Regions from separate parts of the Homo sapiens genome. Here region 2 is linked to region 1. Evidence: read pairs that join two places in POLR2A ChIA-PET (ENCODE). Cell type or tissue: PC-9. All regions are shown on one strand.

Region 1 (2,500 bases):
GCCAAGACTGACAGGAGGCCATCCTTGATTAACTCTGTCCACAGGGCCCCCCAGCCATCCTTCCAGTGGGAGGGCTGCTGAGAACACTCACTCCTCAGCTCCTGACCAGGGATCAAGCCCACACAGCCCACCTAACTATCAGCTCACAGGATGCCTAGCCTTGGATCCACAGGGCAGGGTCTACCTGTGTATTCCGAGTCGGTGAGGTACTTGCTGGTCTTGCTCAGGTACTCTGGAAGTCCAGCCAGATCCTCGGGGACACCCCGGGAGACCGCATTGAAGAGCCGATCTCGGTCAAATCGGTTTGGATCCGGCTGACTGTGGAGGATGTGGTTTGTGACTCATGCTGGAGAAGAACCACAGGCCCCCCCAAAAGCCCTCCATCCCAGGGAGCCCTTTCAGGGAGTCCTGTACACACTGCACACCCCTCAGGCCCAGGAGCCCAGTGAGAGCCCTTCTGAGGGCCTCTATCCTCCTAGAGCCATCCTAGGGGACCCCGGGAGGAGGAAAAGGGGCCTGTCCAGGCACTAAGCTGCTTCATCCCCATGACGCCAGTCATCACAGACACTTTTCAGCATCAGGTGCTTGTCATGTGCCAGGTGCCTTGATGTACCATCTCTCAACAGCCTCGATATCCCACTGGGTCCCCTTCAGCACACACCACTTGTGGTGGCTCTTGAGCTTGGGGCTGGATCTGGATAGGGCTGTGGGAGGTCCCCGCAGACTCACAGTGGCTGCATGCATCACTGCCTTCAAAGAAAGTATGCAGAAAATCTCCCTTCTCCTCTTAGAAACCATCTATTAACTACAGAATATTCTGTGCCTTTCATCTTCACTTCAGCCCTGCTGGTCAGAAACTACTCATTTCTCCATTAGATAAACAAGGAGGTCATGTAACTTGCCAAAGTCACACAGCGCCAAACTGGGAATCTCAGCAGGGCTGTTTAACTTTAGACCCTGACTCTGAATCCCCAGAGAGATTCTAGGCTTGGCAGCAAGAAATTTCCCAGAAACAGAGCATTACCTGGGCCCAACGCTGGGCCCAATGTTGAAACATATCAGACACCACCAAGAAGGCACACCTAATGAGAAATCTCTCCCACAGACCCCGGAAGGGATCTGGTAGCTTGTCAGAATCTAGAATCTAGCAGCGTCTGGTGACTGGAAGTGGGAAGGGCATGAGTCATTCCCTCCTGGGCTGTGTTACTAATCACAGGGGCCAACTTGCCTCTGGGGCTTCTGGTACCACCACCAGCAGATATGCGAAGACAAAGAACAGGGGGTGCTATTTGATGATTTGTAGACCCTCAGGTCCCAGCTTAATGTCTCTTGTGGAATGGGTCAACCAAGTAAAGGTTGGTGACAAGGTGATTGTTGGGATCCGTCACTTTTTTTTTTTTTTTGGAGACAGAGTCACACTGACACCCAGGCTGGAGTATGGTGGCATAATCTCTGCTCACTGCAACCTCTGCCTCCTTGAATCAGGTGGGGATTTCAAGGGTAGACTTTTTAAGCCAACAGCTATGACTGTAATTACAGCCAGCCCTCCTTTGTCAGCACCAGGAAGCCACACATGACCATGAGGGCTCTATCTGCTGCTGACAGGAGCCCTGTGGACAGTCTGGCTGGCAGAAGTGGCCATTTGGACAAAGAACTTTCTGTCACCAGGGTGGCATCATGGTCCTGGGGTAGGGAAGCCCATTGAGGGCACAGATTGAGGTACTGAAAGCATCAAGGGCCCGTCCTGCCTGTGTCGGGCAGGCTCCACAGCTCCCAGAATCTCCTCATGCATCCTCCCCTACCCTGGTGCTGAATCTGACCACTGTCCTCCAGCACAAACAGGAAGCAGCTCTAGCCTGCGAGGCCAAAGCTGGTGGCTGTACCTCAAGCATGAGAAGGGAAGAAGGGGCTTCTGTGGCAGAGTCTAGCCTGGCCCATGAGGATTCTCCAGCCTCACTGGGCAGGCCCCGCCCCCGGGCAGGGAAGTAGGGGGTGCCAAATGCAGCAGGACTGGAAGTGGGACTCTCAGGAATGTGGTGCTCACACAGTCTGAATTGGTGGAAAGACCACAGGAAAATCAAAGTGCAGATGACTCCAAGCAGAAGCCTGTCATCCCCAATCCCACAGTTCACGTCCCCTGAGTGACAGGCTCAGTCTTGCAGAACTGAGGAGAGCCTGGGACATTTCCAGATGTCCTTGATTCTCACTGGATGGAGTGTGGATCCTGCTGCCTTCCCCAACAGGGACCATGACAGGGGTGGGAGTTGGCATGAACAGGGGGATTTGAGGGTCAGTTGAGGACTTAGAGCTCAAGAATGTATCTCATGAAGAACATGACCTCAGAAGGCAGAAGGCCAAGAATGGGGAAGCCTCTGGAAAGAGCAATGCCAGATGGCAGAGCAGAGGCAGCCTGTCGGGCCCAGGAGCCACCAGGGCCAGACTGAGGACTCCACAGGCTGTGGGAAGGGGCACTGGTGCTGGACTAGTCAATGAGTCTCAC
Region 2 (2,500 bases), 170 kb before region 1:
TGGGAGGTAGAGGCGGGTGGATCACGAGGTCAGGGGTTCGAGACCAGCCTGACCAACATGGTGAAACCCCGTCTCTACTAAAAATACAAAAATTAGCTGGGCGTGGTGGCGGGCGCCTGTAATCCCAGGTACTCAGGAGGCTGAGGCAGGAGAATTGCTTGAACCCGGAAGGTGGAGGTTGCAGTGAGCCGAGATCATGCCACTGCACTCCAGCCTGGGAGACAGAGTAAGACTTTTGTCTCAAAAAAAAAAAAAAAAAAAAAATTCTGTGCAACTCATCAATATGGGATAATATTTTGAAACAAGTGGAAAATTAAATAAGCTTTCCAACAAAAAATTCTGACAAAAAAGAAGACCTGCATTGCCCTTGCTTACAACAAAGAAAAACAAAAATAAAAGTTTTTTTCTCTTGCAAAACATAATTTGCAAGTATGTTTAACGACAAACTTTTACAAGACAAGTGAATGTATTTTCCAATTTTGAAAATGAACAAAAAAGAAATGTAAAAAAAGTAATAATGTATAATCCGGGATGTTACGAGGAGATTACAGACATCCTAATTTCACCATTGGGTTGGAGATAGACACATTTTTCTTTCTTTTTTGTAGAGACGGGGTCTCGCTGTGTTGCCCAGGCTTGTCTGGAACTCCTGGGCTCAAGCGATCTTCCTCGGCTTCCCCAGGTGCAGGGGTCCCAGGCGTCAGCCCGCGCCCCGCCAGCGATAGACAAAATCAAACTGAACCTCCTCAGATGCTGAATATTCCGAAGTGGAAAGTTCGCTCAATGAACACACCTGATTTACAAAACTCAGCCACTGGCTCTGTACCATCTGTAACAACTTAAGCAATCAGTTAGAGCTGGTCCCTCCCTCCTCAGCCGTCACAGCTGTTTCCTCACAGAGGACGCGGCCCTGGATCGTCCGAAGCCGAAGCCGTGTGGCGCTTCCCGAGTGGGCTGAGAGGGAACGAAGCTGGTGTCCACTCCCAGGATGGGCGTCTGCAGCTGCAGACGGAACACGCATGCGCCTCACGCAGGGCAGAAAAGGCTTAGTCGGGCGCCCTCCTGCGGCTTCGGGGAGCTGCACAGGCACTTTGTACAGCACTCACTGTGCACGGTGATCCCGTGCCCCTCCCGGCGCCAATTCTCTGAAATTGACGCTGTCCCTTTCATGTGGGCTGATTTGCTGGCGTACATTGTTCGCAGTATTCTATTATGATCTCTTTTCTTTCTGTAACACCTATAGTAATGTTCCCACTCTCAACTCTAATTTCGTTATTTTGAAACTTCCCTCTTTTTCTTGGTCAGTCTAGGTAAATGTTTGTCAATTTTATCTTTTCAAAAAAAGAACTTTTGATTTTATGAAATCTGTCTACTGTTTTTCAATTGTCTGTTTCGTTTATCTACACTTTAATCTTTATTCTTTCTTTCCTTCTTCTAACTCCCGCAGTGGAGGGCAGGAGGCGAAGCCTAGGAGGCCACAGGGAAGGAACAGGACTTGAGATGGGACAAGTGAGGCCCTGCCTCTGCTGGGGACTGGAGAACCCCCGCTTCTACACCAGCTTCCGGTTGCATTCTACATTTTTCACCGTTACAGCGGGAATTTTCCAGAGCCCCTTTGAATTTTAAAATATGCTAAGCATCTAGCATTTCCACTGACCTTTTTTTTTTTTTTTTTTAGACAGTGTTTCTCTCTTTTTGCCCAGCTGGAGTACAATGGGTGCGATCACGGCTCACCGCAACCTCCGCTTCCCGGGTTCAAGCGATTCTCCTGCCTCATCTCCCGAGTAGCTGGGATTACAGGCGCCCGCCGCCACGCCCGGCTTATTTTTGTATTTTTAGTAGAAACGGGGTTTCACCATGTTGGCCAGGCTGGTCTCGAACTGCTGACCTCAGGTGATCCACCTTCCTTGGCCTCCCAAAATGCTGGGATTACAGGCGTGAGCCACTGTGCCCGGCAGGACCCTTCTTTTAATTAGTTCTATTAATTTACCTCCGTTTCCAACTGAAGAAATTATTGCCAGCTGAGAAACAGGTTCCAGCTGAGAAACAGGTTCCAAGACCACCATGTTTGCTTCAAGTATGAGTAACTAAAACATAAAAACAGGGTTACCTTGGCGGTAGACCCCCAGAGTTCAGGTCCTGACTCTGCCTCTACTCACTGACTTTGGCTAAGTCACGACATCTCTCTGAGCCTCCATTTCCTCATCTATAAACAAGACTAATGCCCTCAACCTATAACATAGAAGAAAATGCATTTATTGAATCAGTCTCATGACTTTGGGGACCTCACACCTCAGCACAGGCTAGAGAATATTTTGAGCCCATGTATCCTCACCTCTCAGTTATCTCGCTTTTCTTCTGGAAGGTAGCCTTGAGCCCTGGTGCTCTCAAGAGCTAGGCTAAGGCTACATCTGTCCCTTCTTGGGCCTCCATCCAATTTTATCATATGAAGTCCCCCCTGGAGTACATGCACATTGTCCTAGCCAGCTCCGGCTGCTTT

What was found. ChIA-PET counts read pairs that join two places held together with the same protein. Peaks named below come from ENCODE experiments on the same cell type or tissue, not always from the same donor. Only the 100,000 strongest peaks of a DNase experiment are listed, where the experiment ranks them.
Region 2: POLR2A ChIA-PET joins it to region 1 with 5 read pairs; 1 of 35 experiments calls an interaction of 5 or more read pairs at or near these places.

The regions. Positions count from the first base shown.
Region 1 is chr17:16,417,933-16,420,432 of GRCh38, reverse strand. It overlaps TRPV2 (transient receptor potential cation channel subfamily V member 2), which reads right to left. Exons shown (of 15, transcript NM_016113.5): 3 at 185-318. Among named protein-coding and RNA genes, the nearest start is that of TRPV2, 3.6 kb to the right of the region's middle. RefSeq lists an enhancer at 443-532. In PC-9, no CTCF peak of the experiment used is centred here; DNase peaks (open chromatin) are centred at 292, 1,142 and 1,982; H3K4me3 peaks cover 545 bases; H3K27ac peaks cover 2,077 bases.
Region 2 is chr17:16,582,974-16,585,473 of GRCh38, reverse strand. No RefSeq gene overlaps it. Among named protein-coding and RNA genes, the nearest start is that of ZNF287, 15 kb to the right of the region's middle. In PC-9, a CTCF peak has its summit at 1,059 (motif pointing left); a DNase peak (open chromatin) is centred at 1,023; H3K4me3 peaks cover 803 bases.